2 separate regions of the Mus musculus genome follow, and region 2 is linked to region 1. Evidence: chromatin loops called from intact Hi-C (ENCODE). Cell type or tissue: heart. All regions are shown on one strand. Links, peaks and the distances in the headings refer to the core of each region. The heading gives the core; the rest is flanking DNA. Region 1 overlaps Riok1 (RIO kinase 1). Region 2 overlaps Dsp (desmoplakin).

The links. Peaks named below come from ENCODE experiments on the same cell type or tissue, not always from the same donor. Only the 100,000 strongest peaks of a DNase experiment are listed, where the experiment ranks them.
Region 2: it touches region 1 in a loop (2.9-fold over the local background); 8 of 42 quality-filtered maps call a loop at or near these places.

The regions. Positions count from the first base shown.
Region 1 is chr13:38,059,840-38,069,855 of GRCm38, reverse strand. It overlaps Riok1 (RIO kinase 1), which reads right to left. Exons shown (of 17, transcript NM_024242.3): 16 at 9,764-9,916; 17 at 8,423-9,101. The coding sequence ends at 8,991. Among named protein-coding and RNA genes, the nearest start is that of Riok1, 28 kb to the right of the region's middle. In heart, for the core only: a CTCF peak has its summit at 4,825 (motif pointing left); no DNase peak of the experiment used is centred there.
Region 2 is chr13:38,167,018-38,177,033 of GRCm38, reverse strand. It overlaps Dsp (desmoplakin), which reads right to left. Exons shown (of 24, transcript NM_023842.2): 3 at 9,370-9,518; 4 at 8,254-8,428; 5 at 4,127-4,255; 6 at 3,166-3,216; 7 at 1,805-1,966; 8 at 534-638. Among named protein-coding and RNA genes, the nearest start is that of Dsp, 21 kb to the right of the region's middle. In heart, for the core only: no CTCF peak of the experiment used is centred there; DNase peaks (open chromatin) are centred at 6,043 and 6,113; H3K4me3 peaks cover 517 bases; H3K27ac peaks cover 1,817 bases.

The sequences.
Region 1 (10,016 bases), core at 1,309-9,308:
TTATTGACAGATCTAAGTACATCGACTTAATAAACAACACTTAGAAAATTTTAAATGGGGGCTGGAGAGATGGCTCAGTAGTTAAGAACACTGGCTGCTCTTCTAGGGGTCCTGAGTTCAATTCCCAGCAACCACATGATAGCTCACAACCATCTGTAATGAGGGTCCATGTCCTCTTCTGGTGTGTACTCATATACATAAAATAAATAAATAAATATCTAAAAGAATTTTAAAATACAGATTATGAGCTGTAAAAATAATAGAACAGATTGTAGACTGGGAATTGGGTTTTCTTTGTTCCTGGAAAGGAGTTGTTGAGATACGGCCTCTCTATGTAGCCCTGGCTGTCCTACAATTCTCTAGGTAGACCACGCTGTCCTCAAGTCCACAGACATCCAGCCTCTGTCTCCCAAAGTCTGAGATTAAGGGCATGTACCATGGAAACTGGCAGAAGTTGAGTTTTCTTAAGTCAAACCTGCTACTCTGGCTGGATAAGACTATGGCATAAAACTAAAGTTATACCTACTTAGAAATCTGAGGTGGAAGGATTATTCAAAGCCAAGAGTTCAGGACTAACCTGGGCAACACAGTGAAACACCATCTCTTCAAAAGAGAAAAAAAAAAAAAAGTCATGGAGTTGCCTCTGTTGGCAAAGTACATAAGAAACCAAGTTCAGATCCCCAGAGAGCACCTACAAAGATGGTATAGCTGCTCACCTGTAACTCCAGAGCCAGGTTGAGGCAGCTAGGTGACAGCTGAGTCCCCAGAGCACACTATCCAGCAACTCTAACAGAATCAATTACCAAGAGAGAGAGGTGAACCAACACTCACCTCTATTCTCTCCACCCACTCGTATATAAGCACATACACACCTTCCCACACACAAATACAGGGGAAAAAAAACCCTAAGACTTTTCAGTTATAACACATGACTTCCTATAATCTGCATCAATACTAATCACTGAAAATAATGAATGTTCTATACATTTTAGACGTCTTAATGCTTCAATTTAACTATGCTACTCTGAAATGGTCACCATGTTTCAAGTCTAAGAAGACATATCAGCCTTCATTCTATATGGAACTGTGCCAGTTAGTAATAAATGAGAATAATAACCTGAAGCGAGAAGTTTGGTTTCTTTGACAAACAGAAAAATAATATAGGACTGTTTCCATTTTAGTCCCAGGTGTGGGATATGAGACTGCTTCAGACTGTCCACAGCAGCTGACTATGATTTGCCTCGTGCTCTAGCTGGGGCATGATTTTGCCAGCTGTAGATAGTTTCTACAATTTGTGACATTTGGAATTTTGAGAGGGTGTATAAATGCTAGGACCCAGAGAGATGGGTTGTTGGTTGGTTGCAGTTTGTTAAGAGTTGTGTGCAAAGAAGAAACAGAAGAAACTAGCTATCCTGATGGCAAAGATCTAACTTGCCCTAAGAAACTTGATGCCCCTAATCAGCAGAAAGTAGTCTGAGGATAATGTCACTCCCTTCCCCTTCTATTCTTTTTTTTCTCCTATCTCGTGTTCGGGAGTTGCAAGGGTGGTAAAAGGGTACAGAGGGTGGAAGAAAATGGAACCCACAAAGTAGCCAAAGAATGGCTACAAGAATCCATTTTATTTTAATGTGTATGTGTAAGTGGAGTGCATGTGTGCATACTGTTCAAATGTTCAAACAAGCATGAGTGTAGAGGCTCAAAAGGGATGTCTGAAGTCATCTTCGATTACTCTCTACCATACTCATTGAGGTAGGGTCTCTCAACTGAACCCAGAGCTCACTGCAACTGTTAGCCTAATACCCAGCTTGCCCTGGGGATCCCTGTCTCTCTAAGGTATAGTGTTTCTATAGCTGTGATAAAACATCATGATCGAAAGCAACTTGAGGAGGAAGGTATTTCAGTGTACATTTCCATGGCCCACTCCATCCTTGAGGAAAATCAGAGCAGGAACCTGGAGGCAATAACTTAAAGCAAAGCCTTGGAGGGATGCTCTTTACTGGCTTGTTCCCCATGGCTTTCTCACCTTTCTTAGAAACCCCAGGTACCCCTGGCCAGGGTGGTACCACCCACAGTAGCCTAGGCCCTTCCACATCAATCACTAATTTAAAAAGTCCCCAACAGTTTGCTACAGATCAATCTTATGAGGAGGAATTTTCTCTTTTAAGTTTCCTTCTTCCTAGATATGTCTAGCTTTTTGTCAAGTTGATGAAAAACAAATAGCATAGTTGACCCTTTGTCACCTTGACAAACCTATCACACATTAAGCCTTAACATTACCTTTCCTTTGCATTCCCCAAACCCCGTTAATATCGATATCACAATTTAAAACATTCCAATTTCTAAAAGTCCCAGTCTTTACAAAACTAAACACTTTAAAAGCTCAATCTCTTTAAAGCATTCAAAGTCTCAAGTTCAAAGCCTCTCTAAACCACCTACAGTTTCTCAACTGTGGGTTGCTGTACAATTAGAAAACAAGTTAGATACTCGTTTAAAAAACAAAGTCAGGGTATAGTTACCATCAGACCAAAGCAAACAGTCCAATGATGTGAAAGGCTCAGACTTCTGGGATCCACTCAATTTTCTGGGCTTCAAAGGATGAAGGCAGATCCACTTCTCTGGCTTTGCCATCCACAGCACACACAGCTCGTCTAGCCTTAGGCCAGCTCCACTCCACACCTGCTGCTCTTGGTGATGATCTGACAGTACTCTAAAACGTTGGGAGTTTCCACTGCAATGGAAGATCGGAGGAGGGTGCTTCACCCCTTATACCTTATAAGTCCATTATGCAGTAAAGTCAAGGCACAACTCAAGGCAGGAACTGAAGCAGAGGCCATAGAATGATACGTACTGGCTTGCTCCTCATGCCTTGCTCAAGGCTTTCTCATAGAACCCAGGATTACCAGCTCATAGGTGGCACCATTCACAGTGAATTGGGTCTCCCAACATCAATCAAGAAAATGCACTACAGGCTTGCCCATGGGCCAGTCTGGTGGGAGCATTTTTTTTTTCTTGAAAGAGGGCATTTCCTTCTTATCAAATGACTCTAGCTTGTCAAGTTCACAGAAAACTAGCCAACGGTTTCTACCTTCCATGCCTGGGATTACAGGGGAGCCATCATACCACCTGATATTTATGTAGGTTCTGGTGAATCCAAGTTCCTGTCCTCGTGCCTTAGTGGTCATCAGTTTATCCACTAAGCCATCTCCCCTGCCCCCTTTACTTGTTTTTGTAAACATTTACTGGTGCTAAATTAATTACCTGTATTGTATCTCACTTAATCCTGTCATGTAACAGATGGCATTATTCTCCAATTTCACAAGCACAAATTTCCAAATAGTCTCGACAGTCCCGATGTTCCTGCCACATGTTAAATGTGTAACTTTCCGAGGCATTATTCTCATAATAAAAAGTCATAAAAATTTTTAATAGGAATTTATTTAGCAAATGGAATAAAAGTTTCTTTTGGATTTTTTGTTTATAAAACAAGACATATAAAAAAATCATGTTTGAAGGAAGAGTGGAAGGAAACTTGGAGTCACGTTCTTTGTCCTAATAAATTTCTGAGATTTTTATTTTATGTGTATGAATGTCTGAAAGTACGTCGGTGCACTACATGCCACGCAGGGCCCGTGGAGGCGAAAAGAGGGCATTGGGTCCTCAGGAACTAGTTAGGTGGTTGTAAGCCACCAGATGGGTGTTGGGAATAGAACCTTGCTGTAGCTTGGTCTTCATGGAGGCCCCCCAACAACTGGAGGCTATCTCTAAAGCTGTTGCCTGTCTGTGGATCCCATTCCCATAACTGGGCTGCCATATCTGGCTTCAGTGGGAGTTATATGCCTAGCCCTGAAGGGTTTTGATGTGTCAGGGTTGGGGGGATACACAGGGGGAGAGAAGGGAATGGGTGGGGAGGACTGTGTGAGGGAGGAAGTGGAAAGAAGTGGGGACAGCAACTGGGACGTAAAGTGAATAATGAAAAAAAGAGAAAATTAGAAAAGTACAGAGAATTGGTTTATACAGATTTTTGAGAAAAAAGCCTATTTTTCCTATTTGTGTACATACAAAATGCCCACATAAAGAATTTACTTAAAATTATTACTGTGTGTATATTGGGGGGGGGCAGGTGTGTGTAGAGGTCAGAGGGCAATTTTTGGGAATCATCATCTCTTCCCTTCCACTGTGGGATTCAGGGATTAAACTAGGCTGTCAGGCTTGCTCAGTGTACCCAGCCCAGCATACGGGAAATAGCAGTTGACACGTAGTCAACATTAGGAACTTCCTGTTACCTCACTGACACAGCGAGTGTCTGCCCCCGTGACTGCAGCCTCTGAACCCCTCCACTCAGTCTTCCTTTGATAGGTGAGACGGGACACTGAGTCCCAGAAGTCTGAAGGACCAGCAAGCGACCACCACACTACACCGTGAATCTAGGGCCATCCAGGATCTGTTTCTGTAATTGCCATACTAAAAGTGCATTATTTCCCAGTGAAAAACCACTTCTGTTGTTGTGGCCATCCTGCCTCTGTCTCCCATGTACTGAGACTGAGGTATACGCTACCACACCTGACTTAACTCAGTTACGACTCTTGCAAAGTATATATTGAGGTGCCAGTTTGTTGGGGGCTCTAAGTAGGGACTGATGTATAAATCAAGCACTAAATGTGCCATCATCGAGTTAGTGCCTAGGGGGAAGTAAAGAGGTGAAGCCAAGTAAATGACCTCAGCTACCTGGGCCTCCTCTGCAGGATGCTCCCCCCAAATGCACAGCACCTGCTGTCAATCATGCTGGTTAAACATCAGAACTCAAGGGCATGGCTCCCTCTAGTGGAATAAAATGACTTCGAGCACAACTGACAGCATTCCCATGGCTAAACAGCAGAGTCTAAAGGCTAATGATTCATCTAATAGCAACCAGCACAGGGGATGACCTGCACTTTAAACCCAATCTCTTTAGTTCTAATAAACAAAAGAGTGAGTCCAACCTACCCCTTTGGTGTCTAAAGTCTTTTTTAAAAACACTCTCACAGAAGCAGGGGGAGGGGTTATGGGGTTTTGGGGGAGGGAAATTGGAAAAGGAAATAACATTTGAAATGTAAATGAAGAAAATATCCAATAAAAAAAGTTAAGGTAAAAAAAAAAATACTGATCTGGTTCTTTGTGAGTTGGAGACCAACAAGGAAGACACAATGAGACTCTTAGGGGGGAAAATCACATTGGTCTGATACTTTTTTAAAATAACCATTGTGGACCAGGGATGGTCTCAGTTCAGTGTTTGCACGGCCCAGGGAGCCCCGTATTTAATCCCTAGCACTGCATAAAGCAGGGTGAACACTGTTCAAGAACTGAGTCATGGGAGATTTTGAGGTCTTCTGAGAAATCTCCAAGAAGACAAGTCTTGTGACTTCAGTTTCTTCAAAAGCAAAGAATTGTCCTCGGAATGTGAGCTCCTCTCAGGTGTATCGACAAGAGCACTTACTTCAAACTACTCATTACAGCTGGCTAGTGTTGTCTATATGCCTCTAAGGAAAAACATGCTTTTGCCTCACACAGTTTGCTAAACAGAGACAGACAGACAGACAGACAGACTGATGTGTGTGCGCGCACACACACACACAGAGCTTGTTGTCTTGTGACTGTACAGTTTACTTATGTCACTCCTCCTAACCCTCAGAGCATAAAGTTGGCAATTACTGCATGAAACTTTAGTCCGCCCCGTTTATTGGCTCCATTTTCCCAGGACCTACCATCTCTGGGTAAACTACAGGCTGTGACGACACACTTGAGAAACAAAGTTATATGGATCCCAAGTTCAAGGTCATCCTTGACTGCATGGGTGTTCAAAGAGAGTTTGAAACTAGCCCGGGCTACATGAAAAAACTGCAGGTGAATGAACTTGAGACAGCGTTTTGGTAATCCTTTGGTTCAAGTCCCACTATTTACACATGAGGACTTCTTCCTCAAAGGAAAGTGACTTCCCAGTGTCACAGCTGCATATCAAAGCAAGCGAGGGAGCGTAAACCTAGATTTGTCATCGCAGCCCTCAGAAAGCCTTAACAGTGTTACATGCTAAAGCATCAGCAAGTGGACTGGGCTGCCCCATTTCCGTCCACATATGGACTGGGATGAGGTACTCATCAGTGAACTCACTTTTTCGACTGAACACTTTACGTGGTCGTCAGATAACCCTATTACAAGCCTGGGGGATGCAAACTGACCCACATCCATTCTGTCTTTCCATCCTTATAAACAAGAGGCATACATGATAGCCTCTCCTTTGCTCAGGAGACAGAGCATCTTCTGAACATTTACTGAGAGCTGACCGAACCTCAGCACAAATCAGGTGCTGGGATACAATACAAACCCCTGCCTTCTGGAGCTTACATTCCGAAGTGAGGGTGGAGGCAGACAAAACAGTCACTATACGTTAAGTGAAGGCAATCGGCAGGCTACTTTGTCCTCGGTAGAGCTATAGGAAAATAATGCAGAGGAATGACAAAGCTTGCACGTGTGAGGGACACAAGAGGACAATACCAAATCAGGAGGGGTAGACCGGCCTCTCTGAGCTGGTGACTTTATTGATTTATTTAGATAGGGTCTCACTATGTAGCCCTGGCTGGCCAGAACTCACTATGCAGACCAGTCTGGCCTTGAACAGGGACCCACCTGCCTCTGCCTCCGCAGTGTTGGGATTAAAGTAGTGGGTCACCATGACTGGACAATACTATGTTTTAAGATGAAGATAAAACTGAAAACGTGATCTACACTTTTGAACATACAAGCTCCCTAGTTTTGTCCGTAAGTGAGAGTCTGAATTTCTTACTGCACAGGGCATGTGTTCAGTTTCTTGTAGCTGTGGTAAAATACCAGCTAAAACCAGTCTAACAGTTGAAGTGCATAACTGTAGTGCAATGTGCCTTAGCTGAAAGTGGATGACGAGGAAGTAAAGCCAACCAACCAACAACGGAAGCGTTCGTTCTCACCCGTGAAGCCTGTGGTGAGAGTACATTACAGTGGGGATGAAGGGAAGCTGCCGGCATCACCGTGGCCAGGAAGCAGAGGAAAAGACCAGAATCCGACATCCCAGCAAGAACACGCCCACACACACACACACACACACACACACACACACCACACATGCCCACACACACAACACCCACACGCCCACACACACACACACACACACACACACACCACACACCCCACAACGACCTAATCCTCCAGGCCCTCACCCCACAGTTCTGCCCTTACTCAGCGATACCGCTAGCAACCTGGGGCCAAGTCTTTAACATATGGCCTTTGGGGAACATTTAGGATCTAAACCGTAACGAGGTATTTTGAATGACACCAACTTTGGCCAACTAGGCCAGCGCCAGCAAGAACAATTCTGCTTTGCCCTAGCTTTGCGTTCACATGGTAAAGTAATAAACACATAGAGCTGCCTAAGTGAACCAGAAGACCTGGAAGAGACTCAAATGTGCACAAAGATGATAACTGTGCTCTCAATATTATGGAAACTGAAGCTCCTTTTTGAACTTTAAAGCAGAAAGGAGCATGTTCCAACATACAATCAGAGTTCAGGTGGCACTCACCATAACCCGCCATCAAGCAAGCAGCTGGAAGCTGCAGTCTAAACGGAAACCCTGGGTTGCTGTATAAGAGTGTCTGGTGCAAGGATTAACACAGCCATTTGCTACATAAAATAGGAAAAGGTTCTTTAACACCTGGTAATTTTTCTCAATGTGTGTCCTGTAATTTTCTCTTTCCTACCAGTAAGTTTACTCCCCCCACGAGTCTCATCACAGTTACTGCAGTGGGCTGTGGCTTCTTGGGTTATAAACCGGAAGACTCCGTTCAAACTCACCTGCGGCCTTAAGCTAACTCCACATCAACTAGTATCCCAGGCCAAGCCACCAGCATCCTTCACCAGGGCTAACAACAAGCACAGCCAATCATCTTCCACCTTTGCTTCAATTCTCTAGAAGCCAGAATCATGCTTTCAAACTACAAGTTGGACCCTGACACTCCTCTGCTAAAAACCCCATGAGCTGTGCACTCTGATCTCCCCCCGAGTCTGATGCTGCCACCCCATTTCTGACCACTGCACACAGCTTTTTGCTGCAGGGCCTTCCTGTGGCTTCGTGCTTTGACTGGGGTATTCTTCCTTCCCGATGTACCTTGGCTTTGTTGCTTGTATCCTCATCTGCTTAAGTAGTCCAGTCTGGCTGGAACGCAGACTCCTTCCATCCAGCCACCACAGTGCCAGGAAGTTCGGTGTGACTCACCTCCAATATTTTATGTTGTCAACTTGTACCTCCCTAGGTTTTCTCTTTATTCAGCATTGATTCTCTCTATATAATGTATAACCTCTTCAAAGAATATTACTTTTTTAAAAATTTTTCATTTCCTAGCAAGAATGCAAACTACCCAAAGGAAGTAATGTGGTTTTATTCATAGCTATATCCCAGTTCCTAGAACACTGAAATATCTGATGAACAAATGGCTGGGTGTGAAATGGCACCTGAGCTGGGAGGGCTCACTGGAAAGGTATAGTTAAGATGAAGCAGGATCATAGGACAGCTTCCTGTGTATCCAGAACACACAGGAACAGGGCTCCTGGGAATGGCACATAACGGCCAGACGATGTCTCTCGGAGCGGAGCTCCAGGCTGTTTCAGATATGTCTTTGGCATAGACAAAGAAAACAAATGTTCCCAAGTTCGTCCGTGGATGTTCATCATAAACACTCATGTTCTGATACTTGTGGGAAAATGTTTGCAAGATAAAAATATAAAAATAAAATATACAAAGTTCTTCATTAAAATAATACCTTAATAAGTCCGTTAAAAGCAGAGCCAGGACTGGATCCCGAAAGAATAGGCTTTTGAAACAATCACATGACCACACCCCAGCCTCCTCTGACAGTGAGACAGTGAGGAAGCCTCCTCCAGCTACTTCTGTTTCAGGGTTAAAATGTAGCCGAGGAATGGCTCCATTCTATTTGCCTTTTTTGGCCTTGGCTGTTTTTTCCTTTCTTTTTTTCACATGTTTAGGGATTTTATTTTTTCTCTTCTCTCTCTGGGCTTCCTTGACCATCTTTTTTCTTTCCTGTAAAATATAAACAACCCACCCCCAATAAAATTCATTCATTCGGTGTATTCAAGTTATTATTAGAATTAAAATTAATATGTTAAGCAGATAAAAGTATATGTAGCATAAAAAATAACAATTACAGCTTGGTGAGTACAACTTTGCTTTGAGGTTCCCTGCATCTCATTTCTTTGCCATCTCTCTCCCTTCATATCCCTGCCTTCTTCCCTCTCTAAAGAGGGTCTCACTTTGTAATCCAGACTATTCTTAAAACTCCCAAGGCTCAAATGATCTCTCCCCTCCTCAGTTTCCAAGTGCTGGGACAATAGGTTCTGTCATTATACACAGGTTATCTTTCTTCCCCAGCTCCCCGAACCCAGCTACACCATGTCCCTTGAACACTGTTGAAATTATAGACAGTCAAATCAATATCCCAGTATATGTTACTTGACGTTTACAAGTTCCATATTTAAGAGAAATAATGGTTAGAAAGAAACAAATATTTGCTTCTAGTAAACAGACAGAACACGTAATCTGTATGATATTAAAGAAGCTCCTAATAGCAGCTAAGTCTCTAATTTACTCCAAAAGTAAAGTTTGTGTTTAGTTATGGAAACTACAAGTAGAGGCACCATTGATGTTTGAGAGCCACCACATTCAGGAGTAAGATCTTGGCTAACCTTTTTATCAATGTCAGGGTCAGCAATATGGTTTCTGCATCCGGCTTGATCTTCCTGCTCTTCAGAGACTGTGTCGGAGCACTCAGAGCCCCCAGCATCGTCTGAACCAAAACAAGTCTCTTCCTTAACTTCACTTTCTAGGAGCGCGGGGACCTTGAGATTATTATAGAACAATGCTACGTGAAGCCAGGTACTATCAACACATTAATGCCAGCATCTTACATCAGTATGTCAGATACTCTTTCAAGTTATG
Region 2 (10,016 bases), core at 1,182-9,181, 110 kb before region 1:
TTTCGTGGTGCAAACAGTTCTTACAAGCAGCTACCATCAAAGGGACACCAGTCAAAACAGGTCTTGCCTTAATGGAGTATTTTCTGTTCTGAGACAGGAGCTAGGTCACAGGGAGGTGTGACACATCACCACCATCGCCCTGAGTCCTACTCACAGGTAGCAGTCTCCAGCAAAAGACAGAAAGTACTGCCCAAGAGCTACATCTGGCCCACTGCTTTTATTTATAAATAAAGCTTTATTGAAACATGACTATGGTTGTTTGTTTACACAGTGTCCATAGCTGCTTTTTGTGATACAACAACAAAGTTAAGTAACTGTGACAGACTCTACCATCTGGTAGAGTCTAAAATATTTCTGGATTTTCCAGGAAGAAACAAAAAGCCAAATTCTAGCGTAGGGTGCTGATCCTAAGCTAGAAAATAAAGTCGTCACAGCTTCATAATGGAGAAGAAGCGTTCACCCACAAAGATGTCTAGATGTCTTTTATGAAATATTTTTTTTCCTAATGAGAATGTAAATCCCATGAAGCCTACCTCAATTTTGTCTGAAGCTGGATGCTGATTGAGGACAAGCTGGTCACTTTCTTGTTTAAGCTTATTGAGTTCCTTTTCCTTGACCTCCAGTTGACTCATGCGTATCTGTGAAAAGAAAGGACCAGTCCATACAGCAAGTCACAGTTAGATTTCTGTTACCTTATACTATTTAGAGGTGGCTACAAACTAAACTTCATTTTGGAAACAACTGATGCTGAGGGCTCATACTACATTGTCCTCAAGAACCACACCCACTCAGGAAACCAAGGTTCATTAAAGGGCTGATACAAGACTAGGGGTATGACCTGACCAAAACCAATAACGTAATTAATAGCATTGCTGTCGATACATGTTGAACATCCCTAACTCCAAATGCCTGGGACAATACGTGTTTCAGATTTGGGATTTACTATTAAAATATACAGAGAGATATTTTAGAGATAGGACCCAAGCCTAAATATAAAACCTAAAGATTTTTGTTTTCTACCCAATAGCCTGAAGGTAATTTTATATAGTATTTTGGGGGCCACTGGATTTTGACTGCCACCTGTCACCTGAAGTCTGGTGTGGGATATTCTACTTATAGCTTCATGGTGGCACTCAAAAAGTTTCAGAGAGAGCATTCTGGATTTCAGATTTTCAAATTGCAGGTGCTCAATACATATGTTCTGATTCCAAATTTCAGGTTTTGTCTAGCACTGTCTACTCTAGGGTTTCTGGATGGACTAGTCTCCATGCTACCCATGAATCACACTGTCTTCATGGATATTAAACAATGAACGTGGGTGTGGGGGGATGGTTAGCCAGCAATAGAACATCCCCGTAGTCCCTACTTGTTGGATAAGGCAAGATGATTGAGTTCCAAAATGTAATGGCCTTTCTGACTAACAGAGGAAAGCCCTATCTCTTAAAAAAAATAAAGGGGGAGGAACTGGAGAGATGGCTCAGCGATTAAGAACACTGACTGCTCTTCCAGGGAACCTGGGTTTGATTCCCAGCACCCACATGACAGCGAACAAGCTCCAGCAACTCCAGTTCCTGGGAATCCAATGCCTTCTTTGGCAATTGTGGGCACTGCATGCATATGGTACACATATACACGTGCAGGCAAAACACCCAAACACATAAAACTAAATAAACCTTACATCACTGAACAGTGTACCCACTTACAAGTGGCTGATCAAATTATTTATACCACCCCCCTACACACACACACACACACACACACACACACACACACACACACACACACACAAGGCAGGGCATCTTACAGAGAAGGCCTCCTGCTTCTGAGCGATGTTGGTGTTCTTGTCGCTCCAGTCATAGAGCAGCTCCTCCTCCTCGCAGTCATTGATCCACATGATCTCTCGAGAGGTGGCCTGGATGATGTTCTGCAGCTGGCGCAGGTGGTCCATCCTCTCGAAGGAGGCTTTCTGCAGACATAGTTGAGAGCGGCGTTAGGATAACCACAGTAGAATGACCACAGTGACAGTATAATGACACAGCGCTCTCTGCAGACTGTGCGGATAAGAGTTCTTTACGGAAACCACCTGAGGCTAGGCATAAACCTCTCAACCTGCTGCATTCACCCACAATAGGACAGAGGCCCTGTCCAAATGGGTGATGCCTGTGGGGCCATGGCTATCTCAGATTCAGCCATTCCAAACGGTCATTCTCAGCTTTTCTCCTGGTGCTGGGGAAACTCAGGGCCTCCCTCATGCTGGAGAACCTCCCTGCTTTTGAGCGGTATTTCCAGCCTATGAAGAGCCTTGACTCAGACAATGATTTGAAGCCAGCCAGATGGCTCAGGCAAAACATTTTCTGGACAAGCCTGATGACTTGAGCTCAATTCCCAGGACCCACACAGAGAACTGACTCTACAAAGTTGTCCTCTGACCACCACATCCACTGTAGCATATGCGTATCTACATATATACACACATGCACACACCAACTGTAATAAAATAAAGTTTAAAAAACAATGATACTTGGGTTTAATAACTTTAGATAATTAAGGGGAACTAGATTCCTAGATAAATCAAGTTTTCTCTCGTAGGTAAGTAAGTCAGCCTTTGCCCCCACAAACTTAAAGTTCCAGTCTCATGCTCATCTCAACAGGAAGAATAGTGTGTTACCAGGAACTACATGGTCTTAAAAGCCCTGTAGCCAGCAAGGAAATATGGAAGAGGTAAAAATAAGATGAGCCAAACAGATAGAAGAGTGGAAATCTCTGCTCTGGGATCAAGCAGCTGACATAGCACCTGTCAGGAGACAATGGCGGGTTCATAAAGATATACGGGGGAAACATGTTGTTTGTGTTTATACTTGTTCAAAGGGCTGCAATCCTTTGTCACTTTAGATGCATCTAACAAGAGTCATTGATGTGAAATTTTAACTCGAAGACAGAACAGTGCTAGACACTGCCTTCAGAAAACAAAACAAAAAACAAAACAAAACCTTTGAAACTTCAGTTCTAAAAAAGAAAGCCAGCCACAACAAAACTATAATCTACGAACACAGGGGCCAGTGTATATGCAAGCTCTTTGCGGAACTCTAAGCCAGTGTATGGGTCCCCAAAGACGTTTACCACTTGAGGAACTGAAATGAATTAGCAGAGGCTAGACGAGCTTACCAGCAGGTTTTCATATTCCTCCTCCAACTGGTAGATTGCTGACTTCTCACGCTGGAAGATAAGAAAACGCAGGTAATTATTTAGTCCCCTTCATCAAGGTCCCCACATCAAGTGTCTCCCCTTCTACGTCTCCTTCTAAGGTGCTGGCCTCAGCTTTCTCAGTAAAAAGAAGCAATCGCTCTATTGAGTCTTTTGCCCACAGTGGTCTTTCCCCAGCTAGTTTGGAGGCCCCCTCCCTGGCCACTTGTCCCTTCTCCACAAGGTAAATACTCTGTCACTTAAAACCTTGCTGAAGGAAATACGATTTCGGATCCTCTGGATCTTAGAACCATGAAGGAGAGAGCTGAGCAGACACTCGAGTGAACAAGAGTAAGGTTTAAATTGTGAAAAAGGCAGGGCAAAGTGAAAATGAAAACTTTGGTCTAAAGAGCACACTTAGTGATTTCATACATGGGGGAGGAGGTAGGGGCGTGGGTGGGGAACAAGCACTGAGATCAGACTACTATCTTATGCCTTCATTCTCCACTCTCCCCAAGTCGGACTTTTTTTCCAGCCCAGGAGAGGTATATGAGACACAATTTCCCTCAGGACAAATGTGACTCCATTCCCACATAGGAGCTGACTCACCAAGTCACCAGCTATATAAGCTACATGCTAATCTCATTTTCTTCTGGTAGGTGACGCTTTGCTTTCTGCAGGTAATTCTCTGCCTACCACCTCTGCAAACACTTACTTATAGACCATAAACTTGTGATACCCTGCATGCGCTTTACATTTGGTTCAACTCCTTCTCCAGGTCCCATAAATCTCTTTCTGCTTCCCTTTTAGACAATAGAGTTTGGGGGTTGGTTTTGTTTTAATTTCTAGTTTTCTTGGAAAGATAATAATAGTCTCGTGTTTCAGACAAATTTGCCTAAACGATACACCCATCTATAGACCCCGTGGTGAATATGAGAGGTACCAGGTCTGCTTTGATCTTGTCCAGCTGCCAGCGGTAGTCCCCAATGGTGTTGTGGATGCTCCTGTGGCTATTGATGTGCTGTTCCACTGAACCAGCGTCCACACCCCAGGCCATCAGGTCCATTTCCTCCTGCAGCAAGAGAGACAGGGAGCACAACCTTTACTGTCCCTCCTCACAACAGATTCCTTTCTCTAGGGCCTTGGGGATCGAGAGAGATACTGTTCCCGGCTCTGCTTCAGATAAAACTCAAAACACCCAACCACTCAGGAAGCTAAGGCAGGGAGATTACTTGAGCACAGGTGTTCAAACCCAGCCTAAGTACACAGCAAGACCCTGTCTCAATTTAAAAAGGAGGAGGAGGAGGAGGAGGAGGAGGAGGAGGAGGAGGAGGAGGAGGAGGAGGGGGAGGAGGAGGAGGAGGAGGAGGAGAGGAGGAGGAGGAGGAGAAGGAGAAGGAAGAAGAGGAAGAAGAAGAAGAAGGAGGAGGAGGAGGAGGAGGAGGAGGAAGAAGAAGAGGAAGAAGAAGAAGAAGAAGAAGAAGAAGAAGAAGAAGAAGAAGAAGAAGAAGAAGAAGAAGAAGAAACCTTTATGTACCATGTCTGAAGCCAAAATAAAATTTAAAGGGTCGAGATTACAAATACATCCTCAGTTAGTTTGGTTCCACCCCAAGATGAACTGAGGAGGAAATTCAGTCATGGGTTCCTTGACATCTAGCTCATTCTTCTGAAGGATGAGGAGGATGCATGAGTGGGGGTGGAGCTGGAGAAACAGCTCAGCCGGGAAAAGGGCTAAGTAATTACGCAAGAGTCGTCACTGGATCCAGATCCCCAGAACTCACAGGAGGACAGAGAAGGGAAGCCCAAAACTTGCCCTTGGACCCCCAAAACCATGCCCTGCACTCACACACAATAATAATGGTCACATTTTTGAAGAGAGGATAAAAGAAATAGAATGTGAATTTGTATGACTAGATACTAGTCATATGGTTATGATACATTGTAAGTAGTAATAGACCTTTCTTTTCTTGTTTTGTTTTGTTTCTTTTGCCGGGTTTCTCTGTGTAGCCCTGGCTGTCCTGGAACTCACTCTGTAGACCAGGCTGGCCTCGAACTCACAGAGATCCACCTGCCTTTGCCTCTCAAGTGCTGGGGTTAAAGGTATGCACCACCACCGCCCGGCTTCTTTATTCATTTTTAAATGCATGTTAGAAGTCATTAATGATACAGTCACCCACTGTCTCTCAAGTGAAATCCCTAACCTATGGAAGTTGCCATTGTCCATCTCCTTAAATTATCTTTTGTTTGTTATTGCTATATGGGGGATTGAACCTACAGCCTCACTAAAGCTAGCCAAGTGCCCTACCATTCGGCTACATATACAGCCCTAAATTATGTTGATGAATGGTATATATTAAGTCTTGGCTCAGAAATTCAGCATTTGAAAATTTCCTTTCCAACTGTAAAAACTCTCTGTGGTCCATTTCAAAAGGGAAGACACGATACAAAGTCAAGATCCTTCATTCTGATTAATGTTGGTAACAATGCCAGGATTATGGGTTTCCCGTTCGATTTTGAAATGTGAAATCCAACCAGATTTATCACGTGAGTCTGAAATTTAAGACTGTTTCACAGTAAGAATCAAATACAGTGTTTCCTTCTCTGGCACGTTTCATTCTGGTCGAGTCCACCGTCTCTTCCTCCTTTTGCAGGAGCAGATGTAAATTTCTAAATCACCTGTGTCATCTCTCTGCCGTGCCAAGGGCAAACATCCATACTGAGACAGGCAGCAAGAACAGAACTCAATTGTCCTAAGCCACACCCATGTTCTAGTGCTCTTGGCAAGGCTTCAGGGAGGAGCCATTTCAGAGTCGGAGAACTGAAGGTTAGCACGGACTTTGGCCTTGTCCGGCAACTGCTGGCGTCTGGAAACAGCAGGTGCTACTCTGGGAAGCTAGAGATGACCCAGGGACAGCTCCCATGGCTCATTACCTGCCAGGTGTACAGTATCTGGCTCACTCATCAGCAGAAGCACAGATCAGGGAAACAAAGCCTGGCAGAGATGTGTGTGCCTGCCTCCTGGCAGGGAGGTGTGTGCTGGGGAAAATGGGTCTCTTATCAGTACAGACCTCAGCTGGGTCTCTTGGGAGTGAGTGAAGAATGTGGGCTATGTGTGGGGGAAGGGGGAGTGAGAAGGAAATGGCCACACAGACCGCCAGGACAAACCTCCAGCAGGACTCAGGCATCTCTTAGTTTGTTGAGAACTCTAAGCAAGGCTCATCGATGGGTGTCAGAAAACAAAACAAAACAAAACAAAACAAAACAAAACAAAACAAAACAAAACAAAACAAAACAAAACAAAACAATGGACCAATACAGCCGCGTGAGAACACCGTTTCCTGAGGTTTAAAGATGTAGAGATTTTCCTGACAAATCTTCTTTGCTTCAATTTGTGTGTGTGGTCGTTGTTTGTCTATTTGTTGGTGTTGGAGACCAAGCTCCCCTATGTAGCTCCGGCTGAGATGACAGACATGCACCACCACACCCAGCTCTACAAAGCATCCTTATACTGCTACACCCACAGCAATACAGAAAATGACTAATTCTGACCTGTCACTTAACTGTCACATTGGCTTAGAAGACATCAGAGGATATGATATCCCATAATTACTTTGGTTCAAAGTTTGTCTTGCCTCCGAACAAGGATCGTTGAAGGTTACAATTCAAGCCCCATGAGCTCAAATCGTCCTCAGGCCTAGAATGTCACTCTCTAAACTAGGCTTTATGAATACTCTCATGGGCGATCGTTTAGCATTTGGGATGTTTCTGTAATTGTTTATGGTCTCTATAGTAAGTGTGTGTGTGTGTGTGTGTGTGTGTGTTGGAGGGGGGTAGGGCATAGTAGAATACATTACAATCTCAGGATCTTGGAGGATGAGACAGGAGGATCACAAGTTCAAGGCTGGCCTGACCTACAAAGTAAGACCCTGTCTTAAAAATCAAAACAACAAACAAACAAACAAATAGGTCTGTAGAGATTTATCATTGGTTAAGAGCCCTAACTGTTCTTTCAGAGGACCTGGGTTTGATTCCCAACACGCACATGGTAGCTCTCAACCTTCTAGCTCTGGGGGACTTGGGGATTCAATGCCCTCTTCTGGGCACTGCATGTATGTGGTGCATATATGTAGTTATAAAACAAAACAACACACACACACACACACACACGAAGACAAATAAAAAGTAAACATAAAACAATAACTGAATGAGTGTGTGAATGAATGATTAGTGTCTGAAGGAATCACTGCACAAGAATACACCCAAACCTTTTAAAGACTTGGTGTAAGGGGCCCTTCCTTCCCTGTGGTCCTAGATATTCCAAGGTTGGTCTGGAGAATGGCTTGAGTCTACATGTTCGAAACTAGCCATGGCAACACAATTCAACCCAGACTCAAAGAAAAGAGGCATGCTAAAGTGGCTAAGAAATTTTGGAACCACTAAGAAATCGGCCCAACAATTCATCAAGTTCTTACAGCTTGGCATAACAATCTCTACAATGTACCATTTTAATCCATCCACCTCTCAAAGAAGGACGGCTCATTAGAAGGTTTTCATTATAAAATCCCAACTGCATGATTATGGCATGTTTCTCAGGCCACCTGTTCATTATCGGGCTTAATGACGACATAAAACAACAAAACAGTAATTAGCACTGAAAAATACTTTGTAGGGACTCCAGTGGCAGGGAAAGGATCAGCGCCTACTTCTTGGGCCATTATTTGACTCCACACCCACACAAGTGACGTGAGACTCACACAGCTGGACAACCAAACTTCAAAACGCAACCGTGGAGCCTAAACCAGAAGACCCAGTGTGACAATGTCTAACACCTCCCACGTGATATTATTTTATAATTAAAAAAAATATTTCAACTGTCCTCTCTCTTGTGTTACTATTTCAAACGAGCTGTAGAGGAGTTCTTTTCTTTCTTTTCAGCCTATGTGGGAGACAGATGAGGTCAATTGCAATGACCCCGTGACTTAGCAGGCTGCTCCCGCTGGACTCTGCCACCGTCTACATCCAGACTACCTAGGTTAGGAGTCTAAGAACAAGCCCTGTAGGGTCACTTACCCTCTGCTGCCTCATCCAGCCCAGACACTCGCCCGTGAGGCGTTTGGTGAACTCGTCCCAGCCGGATCCACTCTGGCAAGTGTACCCTCCGGCTCCCTTGGAGCTGGCTCTTCGGACCCGAGGGACGCTGATGGCCTTGTAAAGGGCTCGCATTTGTTCCTGGAGCTGAAGCAGTCTGAAAGGAAAGGAAAGAGTGCTGCTGTCACCAGAAAACAGCCTACAGAAACCTATCCTGAGCAAATGACCGCCTTTCTGGGTTTCCTTTGGGTCAGTCTACAGGCTAAGGAGGCTGCGCTGGAAGATTTCTTTTGCTCTACCCATGCCTTCCAGCTTGACTGCACGGGAGTATAAATGCTGAGAAGACACTCACGACCCTTAACATCATAAGAAAGCGTTACTGCCTTGGCCTAACCTGGCAGCCTTTCTTGAGGGTCCTCCTGGGAATTTATCTTTCTAGTACCCTGGGCCTTAGTAGCATGAGAGCAGACTCAGACCACACATCTCTGCTGTGAAGTGGTCACTTTCAACTCCAAGGGTCTCACTTGATTAAATAAAGCTTGACATTGGCCTCTTGAAAAGGCAGAAGCTCTACCAGAGGCCTCTGCTGCTGCTGCTGCCTAAATGGAGGGAGGGCTCATGACCCATTCAGTTCTTTAAACCATCCTGGAGGTTTATAGCATCGGGGACTGAGTCCAAAGCTTCCTGCATGCCAGGCAAGAACTCTTCCACGCCCTTTGTCCTTCTTTAAACATCAAAAAACTATGCAATTAATTCATTTTGAGATGAGAGCTCACTAAATTGTCCAGACAGGCCTTGAAGTTTTGATTCTCCTGCCTTGATTTCCCAAACACCATGGATCACAGGGCTCTGCTGCCATTTCCAGGAAGAGCTAGAGTTTTTTGAAGGGTCTTTTTTGTTGTTGTTTTGTTTTTGCAGGTCTGTTTAATTCTCAGAGCATCTCTGGGTGGGGGTCCATCAAAGAAGAAGTTTGCAGCTTTATCTTTAAACCAGATAAAGCTACAAAATCCCAAGTGAGGGAATTGTTCTTGGGGAATACATGGGCTTCTTCTGAAGTCACCTGCTAGGGGTCCCCCCTCCGTGCTCTGCAGGCAATACCTTTTCTGATACGCATCACAGGGCTGGCCCATCTGCCTCATCTCTCGGATCAAGCCGTCTATGATTTCCATCTGATCGTTGGCTTGTGTAAAATACTCATCCAGCTCTCGGTTCCATGCCAGCTGCATCCCTTCTCCGAATTTCAGTTCCTATTAGGAAGAAGTTGCATGAAAATACGGAAGACCATAAGGAAAGATCTTGTGCGCATCAGTGAAAGCAAACCTTCTACTGAAACATGGCGGGGAGCAGAAGCCCCCCCCCCCAGTCAAACAGCTTGCTCCAAACTGTACTGAGTACTTGAGGGTACACACCTATAACCCCAACCCTTTGGAGGCTGAGGCAGGAAGATCAGGAGTTTGAGGCCTGCCTGTACTACACAGAGAGACTCTGTCTTAATAGCAAACAAACAAAAACAAACAAACCAGGACCAGTGAGATAGCTCAGTACTTGCCGCCAAGGCAGGGGATCAGAGGTCGATACCCAGGGCCCATATGGTGGAAGGAGAGAACAACTCCTGAAAATTGTTCTTTGACCTCCAGATGCATCCTTTGACAGTCACTCACTCATGATACACAAGCATGTGCACACATACACACACACACCATACACACGCACACACACACACACTATGTAATAAAAAAGCCCAA